Linked DNA regions of Mus musculus: region 2 is linked to region 1. The links are chromatin loops, found by intact Hi-C in ENCODE. Cell type or tissue: left cerebral cortex. All regions are shown on one strand. Links, peaks and the distances in the headings refer to the core of each region. The heading gives the core; the rest is flanking DNA.

Evidence for each region. Peaks named below come from ENCODE experiments on the same cell type or tissue, not always from the same donor. Only the 100,000 strongest peaks of a DNase experiment are listed, where the experiment ranks them.
Region 2: a loop joins it to region 1, with 2.8 times the contacts of the local background. A loop is called at or near these places in 3 of 42 quality-filtered maps.

What each region holds. Positions count from the first base shown.
Region 1 is chr4:7,420,898-7,429,689 of GRCm38, forward strand. No RefSeq gene overlaps it. Among named protein-coding and RNA genes, the nearest start is that of 8430436N08Rik, 140 kb to the right of the region's middle. In left cerebral cortex, for the core only: no CTCF peak of the experiment used is centred there; DNase peaks (open chromatin) are centred at 2,505 and 3,510; H3K27ac peaks cover 404 bases.
Region 2 is chr4:7,591,860-7,600,651 of GRCm38, forward strand. All of the region lies in intron 3 of Gm33752 (a long non-coding RNA gene), which reads right to left. Among named protein-coding and RNA genes, the nearest start is that of 8430436N08Rik, 36 kb to the left of the region's middle. In left cerebral cortex, for the core only: no CTCF peak of the experiment used is centred there; a DNase peak (open chromatin) is centred at 4,391; H3K27ac peaks cover 1,808 bases.

The sequences.
Region 1 (8,792 bases), core at 1,958-4,457:
GGAAGCCAAGAAAGGGGACAACATTTGAAAGGTAAATAAAGTAAATATCTAATAAAAAAATCTTTAAAAAAATGGTTATGTCCCAGGTTGAGAGCAAACAGTTGAGAGGTTCAAGGAGGGCAAGCTCTCACTGGGCATTAAGATACAAGGAACCATAAGACTGGGATAGCAGGTTCCACTGGGATGTGGAAGTCATCTTAAATGACAATTTCAGAAATGGTGGAGAGAAAACCCAGAGCCAGATCATAAAGATGTCTGTTGCAGATTCATGATTCTTCTTTGCTGACCTTTCCCATTGTGCTGCGTTTTTCTCATTCCCTTAATTTGTTTCCAGATTTTGGTTATGCTTGATGGTTGCTTCTTCTCAAAACTGTAGTTTCCAGAAACCACACTTTGAATTAATCATTGCTGTGTGACAACAGCTTAAGTTTTAATTACTTCGTCAAGACCTTTGTTATCACTGAGAAGCAAGATGGCAAATCTGGGGTCATAAATTAGTGATAGAGTCTTGCTTTGAATGTGAGAGACTCTAGATTTGAATTTCAATACCAAGTTTTTAGTGTAAAAGAAGGCAAATGCCAGATGTAAATGGTAGCTCATAAACCCATAGCCAATGTGTGGAAATAGGAAGTTTCTTGCAGCCCCAAATCAGTAGTCAAACATTTGAAAAGTTAAAAAATTACCTATTTAATCTCTACCTTTGAGTCTGTACAAGTAAGGACAAGAGCAGTAGATACTCCATGAATTGTGTTAGCTATTCTATAATTGCATATTAATTCATAATTACACATAATGAGCTATATTATATGTAATAGGATACACACTTATAGTATAAATTCATACAGTCTGTTATTAATTGTCACTCCAAGTTCTAGGAATGACATATACACACATTTACATATGTAAGTATGTGTGCATATGTATCTGGGCATATGTGTGTATAATAAGTTGTATGTATACATGTATATATTTCTTAGCAGTGAGAGGAAGCTAGTATAACAAAGGGCAAGGGAAAAATCAAATATAGATAAAACTTTCTCATATATCTTCATAATTCTATCAGTTTTTCCTTTTCTTTATTATTTAGAAACTTTTTTTCATATATTTTGATCATGTTTTTCTCCTCCCCAATAACTCCAAGATCTTCTCCCCCTACCTACCCACCAAAATTTATGATCTCTCCTTTTGCAAAATATAAATACCACAAATAAAAACCAAAACAAATGAAAATAAGTAAGACAAAAAAAAAAGTCAAACAAATCAAAATGAATCAAAGTATCCACAATGAACCCACTGATTTTATTTTATGTTGTCCAGCTACTCCCAGGCTGTGGAGCCGCCTTGAAGTAAGGTTGATATACCCTGTGAAGAAAACCGACTTTGTCTTTGCCAGGGTATCAATTACAAATAACTTCTTGGTTATTGGTGGGAATTCAATGTCACTTCTCCCTCTGTGAAGGAAACCCATCTGGCTCGGGCCTCTGTAGATCTTCTGCATGCTGCCATAGTCTCTGTGAATTCACATGTGCTTCTGTCCTATTATGTCTGGAAGATGGATACCTTGGAGTCATCCATACCTCTATCTGACAATGTTTCTGCCTCCTTTTCCACATAGGTTCCTTAGTCTTGAAATTAGATGTTTGATGTAAACACCCCTTTTAGGACTAAATTCTCCAAATTCATTTACTCTCCGCATATTGTCTGGAATAAATGTGCCTTCAACAAGGATGAAACGAGTATCCGTTTGGATCCACATCATTTGTGTGTGTGTATGTGTGTGTGTGTGTGTGTGTGTGTGTGTGTGTGTGTGTGTGTGTGTGTGTGTGTGTGTGAGAGAGAGAGAGAGAGAGAGAGAGAGAGAAAGAGAGAGAGAGAGACAGACAGACAGACAGACAGACAGACAGAGACAGAGAGAGACAGAGAGAGAGAGAAGTCCATACAGGTTAGTAATTAGCCTTGCAGTATAATTTTCTTTTATTACAAACAATGAAAACAAATTCTGAATTGAGAAGGTAGTGCCTGCTGGGAGACTGTGATTGGAAGCCTAGAGCACAGAGTTTGGGTGAGCGAAATATGCTCATAAAATTGAGACAGGCGGTGCTGGCTGATTAATTAACCCAATTTGCTTTACTCTCTTTCTTTTCACACAGCCTGTCTTTTAAGCTGTTTTAAGGTTCAAAGTCATTAGAAAGTATGCTTGTTTGTCCTAGATTTGGGTATCACTTATTCTTGATTGGAGTGGGCCCTGAGAAGGAAAGATGTCCCAAAAATAAATTACAAATACCGCCATCCTAATGGATTTGCCATTTCACTCACACGGTGCAGTGTGATGGAGAAGACACTGCCCCCACAGAACATATATTTTGGGAAGGAAAAGAGTTGAATCCTGAAGCCAAATAAATGCCTAAGTCATAGGCCTCACTGGGTGATTGACAAGGGCTCTGCCTTGTGCCCAGGCACACCAAATGTCTAAGAGAGAAGAGACAGACAGCATCAGAACACGACACGAGTGACTGGCAACCCTAAGGAGCAAATCACCCCCTTTCATCACCTCGAGCAGAGCCATCTGACTGTGTCAGTACTCAAAGGAATGGCTGGATGGGGCCCTTTACCAAGTATAACCAATGCCACAGACACCAGGGAATCTCCTTGTGTTTGCTCTTTATACTTCAGGAACATTTCAGGCCCAAAGTCTTACTTTGTAGACTTCTCACAGATCTCTTCCTGCTCCTCTTTTCTGTGGCATGTGATACATGTGTGTGTGTGTGTGTGTGTGTGTGTGTGTGTGTGTGTGTGTGTGTGTGTGCATATGCATGTGTGGGTATATGTGTTTATGTGTATATGTGCGTGTGTGTGCACACATTTGTGTTACTTGTGTGTGTATATGCGAGTGTGTGGATGTTTATGTGTGTGTGCATGTGCATGCATGTGCATGCATGTGCATGCATGTGTATGTGTGGGGAGGGCATGGGTGAATGTGTGTGTGCACATTGTGTGCATGTATTTGTGTATTTGTGTGTGTGTGCATGCACACACATTTGTGTTGCTTGTGTGTTTGTGTATGTGAGCGTGTATGTGCAAACATTTGCGCTGCCTCTGTGTGTATGCATGCATGTGTGTGAATGTGTATGCAAGTGTATGCACATGCATGTGTGTGTGTGCATATGTGGGTATGAGTACATGTATGTGCAAGTGTGTGGGTGTATGTGCATTTATGTGCCTACATGTGTGTGTGTGCATATGTGGTCATGGCTTCATTTGTATGAGAATGTTTGTGTGTCTACATGTGTGCATGTGCATGCATGTGTGTGTGTGTTCATCAATCTTCTCTTGTAAGTCTTGACTCCCTTATTGTTGTCTTGTGCATGTGGATTAGCATTTCATGTTTCCATAGTAACATGAATTCTTCAGAATAAAATCTTTCTTCTGAATGAGGGTTGAAGCACATCCTTGTGACTTCATAGGTGGGTTCCTTTCTGCTCTTTCCTGTCCTTCACCCTTCAGGATTTATTTTCTGACAGTTCAGACACTCTTAGTGTTTCCTCCATAAGTTAAATTATTAAACATAAGATAAATATTGACTTGTTGAGACCATCATAGGGAAGGGAGAAATTTTTCCGTTTTGTGCTGTGTAAGGCACTTCTGATGTAAGAATGAGGCAGATTGACTGTAAAATCATTTAACATAAAAACTAATTTAAGCTACCATCACCAGTTTTCAGTGTTTTATTTTGAAGCCTAAAGCAGTGAAGGTAGTCTATATTCAAAGAGGTAAGATGTAGCTATTTTACTGAAATTATTTTATGATCCTTGAAAATGCTTATTGGCATTTCTATGTTAGAACCCCAATCCCATTTAGAATTTATTTTCAAAGAGTATAAAATGGCATTCTATCTTTCCTTACATTTATAATTTTAGAATAGAGCTTCAGAGAAAAAGCATTTCAACTTAGAAGTAATTTTTATACTTACATAAAAATATGCCAACATTGTAGTTCCACAATAATGACAGTATGAAGAATACTCAAGTATCTTTTACCCAAGATATCACAAACAGCTTTTTCACTTGCTGTGGTGTGTGTGTGTGTGTGTGTGTGTACATGTGGATGTGTTTGTTTGTAAACTTCATTGTTTGACTCAACATTCTTTTCTCTAAAGAACTGTAGTACACATTACCTAGGGACAGAAATACTGTTACATAATCTTCTAAAATAATTTTGGGAATACTTTTGAATCATGTGCTGCTATAGTCCCATTTCAGTCCTGTTATATTTCCCCTTCCCCTTAGAGAATTCAGTGTAGGATTGTTGTATTTAGTTGTTGCATCTCTCAGGTTTTTTTTTAATTCTAAAGACTTAGCTTTTACTGTTAGTTTTTGTTGTTTGACATTGACTTTGTTGTTGTTTTGAGACAGGGCCTTATACTGTAATTCAGAGTAGTCTAGAATTCACTATCTAGCTCAGAGCATTCTCTTTTTTAAGCCTGTATTACTCCTGTTTCAACCTCTGGAGTACTGGGATTACAGGTGATGACCACCATGGCCAGGTTACACAAGCTCTGTTAATGTATGAGGTCTCTGCCTTTGCAAACAGACCAGTTTCCACTTTGTTTTAGTCAATGTCTCACGGTTATGCCAAAGGTAATCCAGAGTGACAGCATGCTTTTCTTGTTTAGTCAGGGATGCATTTCATCCACTGGCTCCTTATCTACCTGCTCCTCTCATTGTGGATGTTGATTTTGCTGACAGTCAATATGCATTTCTGCACTATGCAGTTGTTAAAGAGCAACCTGCTGTGCTGGTAAAACTCTTATGTCCCTTTATGCTCTGTCCATGTAAAATACATCCTAGAAAGTTTAACAACTCAAAATAATGTCAAAACATTTAGCCTAAATTACTTATTAATAGTTCTTGGTTGATGCATTTTTGCTATGAATATTTATTTATTTATTTATTTATTTATTTATTTATTTATTTATTATTTCAAACTCCAGATTTTATTCCCCTCCCGCTCACCTCCAACAGTTCCACATGCCATACCTCCTCCCTGTCCCCTGTCTCCACAAGGGTATCAGCAATACCCCATCCTCACCTCACCAGACCTCTAAACTCACTGGGGCCTCCAGTCTTTTGAGGCTTAGGTGCAATTTCTCTAACTAAACCCCGACCCGGAAGTCCTCTGCTGAATGTCTGTTGGGGGCCTCATGTCAGCTAGGGTATGCTTTCTGATTGGTGTTCCAGTATCTGAGATATCTCCAGGGTCCAGGTTAATTGATACTGCTTGTCCTCCTACAGGGTCGTCCTCCTCTTCAGCTTCTTCCAGCTTTCCCCTAATTCAAACACAGGGTTCTGTCCTTTGGATTGGTACAAATATCAGCATCTGACTCTTTCAGCTGCTTGTTGGGTTTTTTGGAGGGCAATCATGATAGGTCTCTTTTTGTGAGCACTCAATAGCATCAATAATAGTGTCAGGCCTTAGGACCTCCCCTTGAGCTGGATCCCACTTTGGGCCTGTCGCTGGACCTTCTTATTCTCAGGCCCCTCTCCATTCCCATCCCTGTAGTTCTTTCAGACAGGAACAATTATGAGTCAGAGATGTGACTGTGGGATGGCAACCCCATTCCTCACTTGATGCCCTGTCTTTCTGCTGGATGTGGGCTCTACAAGTTCTCTCTCCCCAATGAAGGGCATTTCATCTAAAGTCCCCCTCTTTGAGTCCTTAGAGTCTCTCATCTCATCCAGGTCTCTTTCATGTTTTCATTCTTTCTGTTGTCCCTCAGGGATCTCAGTCCTTTCCCCCCACCCAATCCCGATCATGTTACCCTCTTTGTTTCCTATCCCCTTTCACTCCCAGGCCCCTCCATCCTCTCCTTGTGGCTGCTTTCTTTTCCCTTCCAAGTGAGACTGAGGCATCCTCACTTGGGCCCTTCAGCTTGTTGATGTTTTTGAGTTCTATAGGCTGTATCTTGGGTATTTAGCATTGTTTTGGCTAGTATCCATTTATTAGTGATTATATAACACACATGCACTTTTTGGTCTGAGTTACCTGATATTCTCTAGTTCCATCCATTTCCCTGCAATAGTCAGGATGTCCTCATACTTATAGCTGGGTAGTATTCCATTCTGTAAATGAACCACATTTTCTGTATCCATTCTTCTATCATGAGACATCTGGATTGTTTCCAGCTATGATAATTTAAAAGTTTGATTTTCCAACTGCACCAGTCTCTGAATGTTGAACATTTGAATTATCATTTTTGTATCAATCTATTATCTATTAATCTATCAATCAATCTACTATCTATCTATTACCTATATGTTATTTTATCCGTGATTAAATATTATTGGTGAGAACTAATAGATTGTTCTTTATCCTCATGATTTAAAATACTATATTTATTTAATTTGGATCATATGTACATATGCCCAACCCTAGCTGATAAATCCACAAGAGTTGAGGAAGAGGAGGCTGAAAAATTCTAAAGTCTTCAATACTCTTAATGTGTGAGATGCTCAAATTCTACTTGATGTGGCTAGAAGAAGCCCCTTCATTTTCTTTCTTGTATCTTTATAATATGCTCTCTATAAAGTTTTTTTTATTTCTATAAATTTTTCATGTACCTAACATTTTTATTGATTCTCTGGGAGTTTCACATTAACACACCAATCACTATGCCTTCCTAGTCCTTCCATGTCCACCCACTACTGACCTATTCCCCTAAAATAAGTGAAAAAAAATAATTTAAAAGTCCACTTTGTGTTATCTATATACTCACTGGAGCATGGTCAAATTATTAGCAGTCTGCCCCTAAAATAGAACTAAGACCTTTCACTCACTCACTTCCATCTCGAAGCCATTAATTGTGGAGAACTATTCTTCAACACCTCTCTCACCCTATTTAAGAGTTCTATGAAGGCTGTTCTTTTTGCTCTCTCTCTCTCTCTCTCTCTCTCTCTCTCTCTCTCTCTCTCTCTCTCTCTCTTTAAAGGAGAATGCAGTGGAGCATAGGAGTTGTCACAAAAACCTTCCATGTCTCTTCTTCTCAACTCTGTCTGCAGTCATCGATATCACAGTAAAAATATCTTCTTTGCTCTTCACAGGAACATGTATCATGGGGCTTCACACTATTTCTAGGAACAGCACATGCCCCCCACCTCTGCTCCATGGTCACAAAGAAGTCCCTCAGAGCCTGCCTAGACCATAGACATCAACACAGTCTCAGGTGTTAATGTAAGGCATCCATATCAACATAGCCCTCAGCAGGAGCACAGCCTACTTCATCCTTGTGGCTTTCAGCTGCACCACAAATCACAGACATTGGCATGGACTCAGAGCCATGGTCATCAGCACAGAGCCCTGCTGCAGTAAGACTACAGCTCCAGATAAGATTCTCAGTAGTTTCATGGACCCGGACACACAATCATGGCCTCATGCAGCAGCACAGGTCACTTACAATATGGCCCCAGAGTCAGCATGACCAATGGACATTGATGTAGCTTCAGGCTGCATGTCCATAGGCCACAGACACCTGAATGATCCTCCATGATATCAGGTGCCACAGACACCATCCTGGTCTTGTCCAGAGCATGGCCAGGTCAGATGCAGGTGGTCAGAGGCATGATAGCTTAGCTGCTATAGCTGCTTGCATAGCTTCTGTGTCTACCACCTTATGCCTGCACTGGGCACGGTCAGGATGCAGATCTTTGTTCAGTTTTCCAGATGTATACAAAGCATTGTGATTGTATCCAACTCCTCAGTTGCCCACCCTCATCCATTTCTCCTGATTCCAGTCAACCAGTCCTCCTCTTTTCCATGTCTGTGTGTGAGTGTATGAGCATACTCACACACACACACACACACACACACACACACACACACACGCTCACTACATGCATTGACCACAACAATCACATAAGTTGCATAAGACCATGTTTTGTGGCAGTTCCCATATGATTTTTAAATACCATTTATTTCCTCTCAGTAATAATGTCTTATAATTTATTTGTATAATTAGGTGATATCCTTTAGGTAGGGATGATATTAGGAATGGAACTGTGGGCCATAGATAGTCAATGCTTTTGTGAATAGAATATACACAGTTATGACTTGTGATCCTCCTGTGAATTAAGACTAGGAGTTTATTATTATTATTATTATTATTATTATTATTATTATTATTATTATTACTATTATTATGCTTAGACATTTTCTTTCATATAAGAGTTTACTGGAAGATGTTCTGCACATATTTTTTCCAAAAATGTGTTGAACTCTGACTCTAATGAATTTTGTGCTTAGTTATAAAGTATGGAGCCACAAGCTACCTTGGTGATAATGTTTTCATAAATGGACCTTTTGTGGTTGGGATTTGCAGTCTTCTGTGGGCTTTCTTTCAAACCACACTCTTTGCTTGGTTTGGCTGTGAGGGATACTAAAGCCTGAAGTAGGGGAAAATGGGCTAATTTTTAAAGCTTATCCTTGCTTAAGAGTAGTGAGCTATTTTGAACCTGAATGACAGAGGGCCATAGAAAACACGCAGCCTTGTTTGGCTGAACACATACACTCATCTTCAGCCTAGTTCCTTCATTTCCTGGCAGAATCAAAAGGCACTAGGAGTTTGGCTGGAATAAATGTTGTGGGTAGATGTTCTGAAGCTAGTTCCAGTACAGAGACAGACTCCTCTTCTCTGGCAGCTGTGAAGAGAAACAAGACTAGAATATCTCATTACTGTCAAATATAAACGCCATCACATACACGGAACAGATTGCTTTGTACAAACTGTCAATTATTAGAAT
Region 2 (8,792 bases), core at 3,140-5,639, 170 kb after region 1:
CTGGTTTCCAGTTTGTGTCAGTGTCTGTGGAGGTTATATCACCTTCTTTGCTAGAAGAAATAAGCCACCAGAGATGGGATTTAATGACATATCTCTGTCAGACTTCCCACCCCCTCTCTCTTTTGTGTAGAGATAAACTGTGATCGAGTAGTTTTCTACTCCAGTAACCATGATATGCTATCTTTATGGTTGTGGACTCTAGACCTCCAGAATTGCAAACCAAAATATAATTTGTTCTTTAAATAGGCTTTTGTCCCCTTATTTTATTACAGCATCATCATTATAAACAATAAGAACAAAAGAATAAGCCATCTAAGTACCCAGATGCTAAAGATGCTGAGAGTAGATTGGTGATGATGTTGCTGTAAATAACCTGAAACTGACATCACTCTTTTTGAAGAAATGTGGAAGACTTTGAAAGCTTGGATTAAAGCAGTTGGATGTTATAAGTTCTGAAAGATAGTAGTGGAGACTAATGACCTAGCTTTAAGTTTCAGAGGGGAGCAAGAACTCTATTGGCAACTGGATGTAAAATGACAAAGAAGGTAGATTCATTCTGCCCATGTTTAAGAGCATGCCTGAAGCTACATTGTAAAGTAATGGACTAATAATTTCTTTGGTGGAGAAAATTTTATGACAACGGAACATTGAATGTATGGATTGGTTATTAACCCCTAGTCTTATGCAGATCCTTAATCAAAAAGAGTGTCATTGTTAGAAGGAACATTTGGTATGTGCAGTATCTGCATCTTGGAGAACAAAGAGCACTAAGCTTATCGATTCCAAAATCATGCACTGAAAGACAGGCCTGAACTATTAAGGTGATCCTCAGTGATAAAATGAAATCTTTCTGCTCTGCATTGAAAACAGAAGAAAGGGAGCCTCAGATGACAACAGAAGCTATTATAGATCCGTGGGATCCATGGGATCAAAGATCCTTCTAAGGCAGAAAGCCAAACTTGTCAGGATCTTTCGCATGCTGCATGGCTGCATGAACCCTGTGAGGTTTAGGTATCCATTCCCAATTATAACTGGTGATGAAGAAATAAAAAAAGACCATAAGAGATTACTGAAGTTAAAACACAACAGATCAAGTAATCTAGAGCACCTGAGGAGATGTCTAGATGTAAAGAATCTATCAAGATGGAATAATGGAGAAATGAATGGTCCCATTTCTCCTAAAACCTTGCAATGTCTGTGGAGTGACTTCTGCCTTCTTATCCTTGAAGGACTTGTGGAAATGCTACTGAATTGCTTTAATCTCGGTGGCATCTGGTATTATGAAACAGTTGAATTTTGCTTAGTGTGAGAATATATACTTGAAATATAGTACACTTGTTATTTGAAAATTAAAGAAATGATCAACTTCTTGTATAGAAAGATTTGAAAGCATCTAAGACCTTTAGCAGATAATGTAGTTGTAGCAAAGGCTAACTGCCCCTCCTGAAATTACGTAATTCAGTGAATATCGGTGATCAATGTTGCTCTCGTGGTGGATTTTTATGTTTTTATTATGGGGTTTTTAGAACTGGAGTGGTTTATTGTTTTAAATAAGAAAAAGCTTATGACAAAGAGGAAATCTCCTAGATAGCAAGAAGGTACCTTTAATGTTCTATATATATTACAGAAAAAAAAAAAACTGAAGTGGGTTTCCCTGCTCTGTGTTTGCTGATATAATAGCAAACTTGACCATGAAATCAGGTATGGTCTTGTCCTACAAATTATAGGTCACCCTAAATGATGACTTATTGAAAAGCTAGTCATGATACAATTTGTTGTTTACTAGTTTTATAAGTACTTTGCAACATAAAGTTATGAAAGTACCTTGTAATTATCTTTAACCATATCCCTACAAACATCAAAGGCATCCTCTATATGAAACCAACAATAAAGAAAATGTATTGGCCTTTGAGAACTGGGTGGGGCAAAGCACACATCACTCTTGTGGTACAGGAGATTTTTGTAGTTTTATTTTTCAAATGTATTAAGAAAACACAATAAAATCATTAATTTCAATGACTTGCTAGGGAGAATAATCTGATTATTTAAGTATTGCAGTGATTTTTCCCTAATCCTAACATCATATTTTCCTATTTATTTATTATTATTATTATTATTATTATTATTATTATTATTATTATTATTATTTATATATTGTCCTGGGAGTGGATTTTCTTATAGATTACAGTAGATATATACGAATTAACTCTAGCCTTTGAAATGAATATCAAGGAGGAAAGAGGAATCAGCTGAAAATACTTGACACAGTGCCTACATGACTCCAGAACCAGCTCAGTATGCTTTTCAGGACCCGCAGGACTCCAAAACCAACTCAACATATGTGGTGGAGCTCACAAAACACTCCTGGGGAGCAATACTCACCGGTGTCACTCCCATCTAGTCCCTTAGAATAAAGAGGCATTAGGCCATTTTCTTGTTGGATAGCATGTGTCCTCATCCTGTACAAGAATGCATTCAGAAAACGTAGATTTCTGGGGTAACTGGAGTTTCTGTTTCTGTGCCATATAGCCTGAGAATTTATATTTTGACCAGTTTCTTCAGCTATATCCAGTGTTCTGGCACTAGAGCCGCAACTTAAGAGCCTCTGCTCGACACCAGAGAAAACTTCTGCTAATGAACATCTTAATGGGTCTCTCAGCTGGTTTATTCCTTTCTCTACTGCCCTGAAAGAATAAAACATGCCAGCCATGCCAGTGTGAGTTTTCACTAAGATGATGATTGCAGAGCTCACTGGTTTTCTGGTTGACAATGTGTCAACCTCTTCTGAGCTGGGCATATCTGTTTTCTAAGGCTTGAGTTCATGCAATTCAGTGAAAAAGCTCTAGAAAGAAAGAAATAAAAATTTAAACAGTTTAGATTTCAAGATGCCCATCTACAAATAACCTATAACAAGTTATGACTGAAACTTGTTTGTCCCCCAAGCATCACAACACCCCAAACATAAGTCAGTTGCTTGATCCCATGGATGCTCACCTCTGTAGACATCTCATGCTTATGGTGCTGTGGTGCTGGCATTGTAGCACACTCATGATCACGTAGAGATTTAGCCTCCATAATTGAATCATAAATCCAAATGATAAGGGATGGGGCAGGACATCACTGCAAATTACTTACACAACTAACAGTAACAAAGAAGAAGCTGTGACTAGTGGCCTAAAAATAATCCAATCTACCAAAAAAATATTCCCAACTCAGATTTTCCTTAATTTTTCTCAGATGCCTGAATAATTCCAATGCCATTCTCATAACAGTGGAAAAGTTTCAGTGGAAGAAACAGTTGACATAACCTGTCAGAAATAAATATCTGAACACATGATTGCATTATGACAATGCCTCACAGGGACCTGGAATGGTTCATGGAGTATAGCAAACCAGAAACTTGAGCTTAGATTCTAAGCAAATATATGGAGAGAAATATTGAAGGAGGGGGACTTTTATCAGATCTAGAACTCTGAGAATATCTGGGGCTAAGTTTATAAAGCCACTGATTGAAACTGATAGACTTAGTGTCAAAAGATAAATATCATTGACTTCTCACTCCCCATAGGCCAACATCTGTGCAATCCCAATAACCTTCGGCCTTCTATAGATGAGACATGGTCCCTCCCATAGACTGCTTCACATCTGTACCCACTTTTCTCTAGATGGGGAGGAATATGAAGTTCAGAAGAGTAAAACAGAAAGCTGTGAGAGCCGTCTCCATGGTAATAGGTATATCAGAATACACTCAGGGTATGTAATCTTGCTCTCCATGTTTTCTCTTCGGGGGATATAATCCATTGGCCCTGTTAATCACTCTGTATTGGACTTAATCAATTTTTTAAAAAGATTAATACTACTACCATCTTCTTCAGGGTCCATTGGCCCTGTTAATCACTCTGTATTGGACTTAATCAATTTTTTAAAAAGATTAATACTACTACCATCTTCTTCAGGGTTCACAAATATATACTGTGAACCCAGTACCTGGGTTCCCAGTAGCCACTTAGTGAAAGTTAGGCATTATTATTACTTGGAAAGTCCTAGGCATTTAGAAATGCAATTTTTAAAGCTATAGCAAAGATTTTTGGCCTTATTTCTACTCTCCTGTTTAACACTAACATTATAATCTTTCCAAGTCCAGTTCTTAAGTATCTGCTACTGCTATTTTTGGCCATCTGTGATTCTTAGTAGCACCAAGTTTGGCGTTTCCAAACCACGACTAACTTCCATCACAACTCCCAGTGATCTGTTGTCTGTTTATTTGCAGAACTGGTCATAATTTAGTTCTTTCTGTATAAATTGTCTACATTAGCTCTTAAAACTCTGCAGTTGTCTACTGGGGCGCCAGCATTTGGATGGGTGTTATAACACTACATTTTCTCTTCATTACAAGTCCTAAAAATAGGGTGCAACTGACTAACGTTTTCAGCCTTCACAGCAAGATTTGGTTTGTCAGGAAATGGTGTGGGAGTAGTTCCCGTATTCACTGAAGGTGCAAAGTGCAAAACAAAAATAACTCAACAAGAGTTTAACAGCCCTTCTTTATGTACGTTATTTACAAAGGCCACAATCTGGAGTTCCAGGCACAGCCTTGGGAAGCTCAGGAGATCCTTCTGGAAGGGGGAAATATGCCAATACAGAGTGCATAAAGGGGAAAAGGGGTGAGGATAGACAAGGCTGAGTATGCTGTCTCTGCCCTCTTCATCAGTAGTGTCAACAGGACTTTAATGTTGGGCAATTTAGAACAATGCTGCAATAATGCAATTCATTAAAACACAGGAAGGCAGCTCTCCACTTTCATCTTCATTCTCTCTTGTGAGTGTCTTTGAGTTGTTTTATTTTACTTTGCAAACTAACACACATTGTATTAGTGAATCTTAATTGCCTTTGTACTTTCTGAGGCTTCATAATGCTTGGGACAAATATTTTGCAAGCATGGAACCATTTCAGGATTGTTGCTCTTCTATCCTTCAATAGAAGTTCTAAATATAGGTAGGAGAAAACCTCTCTCTTCATTAATGTGACTTCCATAGCAAATAGCAAGCACTGACGTTCGATATATTTAATCTCCCCACTCTCACAAACATATTCTTGATGTACCCAGAATTCTCAGATGAACATAATTAAATAAGTTGCTGCTATTTTGATTTGTTTATTTTTTCTACACTGCTGTTAGTCTTTCCATTACAAACATAGAAGAAAATTCTAGTATGTAGCATAACATTGGGGATAAATTCTTTATTTTCATGCCAATGAAATATTGCAATAAACACCATTCTCAAGCAAATGATTTGGCATTACTCTGCTCTATCACTGTCTGCAGTGCACTTTAGGAGTTAATAGAGTCACTCAAATGAAAGCAGAGATTTCCTGTTTTCATTTTAAGCCACGTTCTCATTAAATGTCCTCTTTTCAGTTTATAATTTGGAAAACTTTTTTGTACTTAAAAATCAGAAAGATATTGAGAGAGGGAGGGAGGGAGGGAGGGAGGGAGGGAGGGAGGGAGAGAGAGAGAGAGAGAGAGAGAGAGAGAGAGAGAGAGAGAGAGAGAGAGAGAGAGAGAGAGAAGCTATTTTTCTTTTTGTGAGAGGCAAGAGGATGATGGATTAAAGCAGATGTAGAGTGTTTGCAGTTATATAAGACTATTAGTGACTCTGCTTGTTCTGGCTTTTGTAATTTGTTCATGTCCTACTTTATATAACTCAATCCATAATGAGCCAAACATGAAATAAGTTCACACAGTATTCCACGTTTCACATTGTCAGCATATTTTTAAAGTGTAGAACAAACACAAGAGACATCATCATTCGTGAATAGAAAAAAGAGCATTTTCACATCCCAGAGACTGATAAGAAGCACAAGGTTAAGGAGATTAAAAACAAAACAACAACAGTGAACAGATGTGTTTGTTGTTGCGGACAGAGGAGCTTATCCATTTACTTCAATTAACAACTAGAGTGAGCACATCAATACTCAAGCTTGTCTGATGCCTTGATATTTTTTTTTTCCAATTTGACAGGTAATAGTGGGGCTGGGAAAATGTCACAACAATTTAGTGCTGCCTCACTGACCTTAACCAGTTCAGTGACAACATGGATGCATTTTGCAGCGAATCCTTATGATTCATGATAATGTTCTTTCTGTCTGCTCCTATGATGGGTTTAAAACTCAGTGGCAATTAATGGTTTAAAATCAAGTCCTCCCATGGGTTGTTCATTTGGGTGCTAAGCAAAATCAAGTTCAAATATGCATGAGCAGTGTGAAAATGTGGAAACTTTCTTTAGGACCATGTCTTTTCACTTTGAGTCATAAATGAAACCAACTCTGTTTGACAAAGGAAGACTATTGTGTCAAACAGCCAAGCTGCTAACCACCCCTGTGCTCTAAAACATCTTGTCAAAATTTAAGCAGATTATGTCACAGAAATTTAAGTATATGTAAAAAGCTCATGATTTCTCCTTATGAGAGTAAATTATCCCTTCAGCAAAACTGACAGTGGTACCCACGTACAATAGCATCTGCAAGCCACATCAGTGCCAGCTGATCCAATAAATAAATGCTTTTCTTCTAACAGGAAAGCTTAACTAACAATAACATGAAACAAGAGAAGAGAATTGGCATTTTTAAGAGAAAAATAAGGTTCCATTTGTATAATTCTAAGAGTTAGTTCAGGAATCTGTCTAGGAGGCTCCATGAGAGTATCACAGAACTCAGACAAAGCTGAGTCCATGCACAAATTTTTCTCTTCATCAAGGGAGTATCTGGCCACCTGTGCATCTTCACAGCTTCCAGAAACACCTTTTTACATATGAGGAGTGCATCTGAGGTTTTCTAGGGAGCAGCACACTTCGAGGATGCTAGCAGCCAAGCTAACAGAATGTCTCTAAGACAAGGTGCATTAACTATAAGGTTGGTGGGAAATGTTCCTTAGGTCACCCCAAAGCTAGTCTCATCATTGTGCTCACCTCAATTGGCTCAACATACTCTCAAATCTGTGAAGTCTTGTTGGATACCCTATTATGCTCGAAATGTGTCATGTGTTCTCACATCTGTATTGCCACTGTATCTATTCATAATGATTACTTTTGTTTCTGAAATCACAGGCAAGGTTTACAGACCTGGGTTTTTTGTATTTGTCTTTGAATCATTTGATTTAAAAAACTATATTGTCTCTACTACTACATAAATACTTCATATGCATTTGAATTGCATTGATTGTAGATGCCATATCGAAATCCTTAGGGCAATTCTGTCATGGAGGAGCTAAAATTTAGTTATAAAGAGACAAGACAAAGTAGAATAAACAACCATTATGCATTATGCTGTACCTTGCCCCCATGGCAGGAAAATTATAATATAGTAATTACAGTGTGGAAGTCCTAAACCCAGGCCCTTAGGGTGCATCTTTCTTTGGAAAAAGTGCCTTTACAAATGGAGTCAAGTGAAAAGAAGGTCACTAATGTAGGCATAATCTAATGTGAGCAACATCCTTAAAAAGGAGAAAATTTGAACAGACATGTGTAGAGGGAGGGTTAAAATCATTAAGCAATGGGCTGTCTCTAAGCAGAGGAGAAAAGCCTGGAAAAGGTTCCTCACTGCCTCCTCAAAAGGAAATAACTCAGGGCAGCTGTGTTGCAGATTTCAAGTTTCCAGGATTGTGAGGAAAGATATTTTCTTGGTCTAAGCCAACAGATTTGTGATGTTTTGTAGTCATAGCCCTAAAAGTAGAAGACAATCTTCTGAGTTCATCTTCTTACTAGTGAAAATGGCTAAAAGAAAACAATGTGGAAATGCATGGTGGCATTGGTCACATGAGGTAGATCACATAAGGAGTATGTGACCTACCAAATATGACCTCTAGGGAATATGATAAAAATGGGGAGCCTGCCTTCTTCCTTTGTAAAAATAATGATGTCTGCACCCTGACTATTGTGCACTTGCCCAGCATTCACATGCTCTAAGTAATATGAAAATGGATCACAAGTAGAATGGGAAATTATATTTGCAATAATCAATCAGCCAGCTCTGCAAAACAAATTACTAAAAATGTCTTCATTTGATTACCGGGGTGAAAAGATAAATGGAAAATAAAAATTTTCAATGTTGTGTGTTTACTGATAATGTGATGGTTATAACTATATTCATTCTTATCCTGAATGTATTTTGAATCTTTATTAATAACCACAATAATACAGGTTTGTTACACAAACTATGATTTATTTAGGCTTATCAACACAATGACTGTAGGTTAAGCTAAGGGGGCTGCTGTTTCCTGAAATGAAAATAGATACAGAGGAACAAAGAGAAGCACATTTACTGAGATAATACATCAGGTGACAAGGCGAAGCAAACATGTAACATGCAAATGTAGAACTTATTCATTATAGTGACTAGGATAATTTTCCTAAGAAGAAAAGATCTTTGATTGGTTTTGCATCTTTGTTTTGAAAGTTTGTTTTTGATTTTAGTGTCATAGAGCTTAATTTTTATTTTCATTCAGAGAAAAGCATAGTTCGTGTTCTATGGGACTAGGTCTCAATTGTAAGAAAATTATTAAGAGCTGATTGGGGGAAATGGAGTATTTTGGCTTTAAAATAGCACATATAAACCAGCAACATATTAATCCAAAGGAGTGAAAAGTACACAGGTTCTGTCATCAGTCTTCATTCCCAGCTTAGAACTCAATGCACTGGTGTGCACCTTTCAATAATTCCTTAAAGCTGTTTTGTTAGAGCCACATACATCATCACTTAACAGACAAAATAGGAAAATAAAGATTGTTCTAAGAA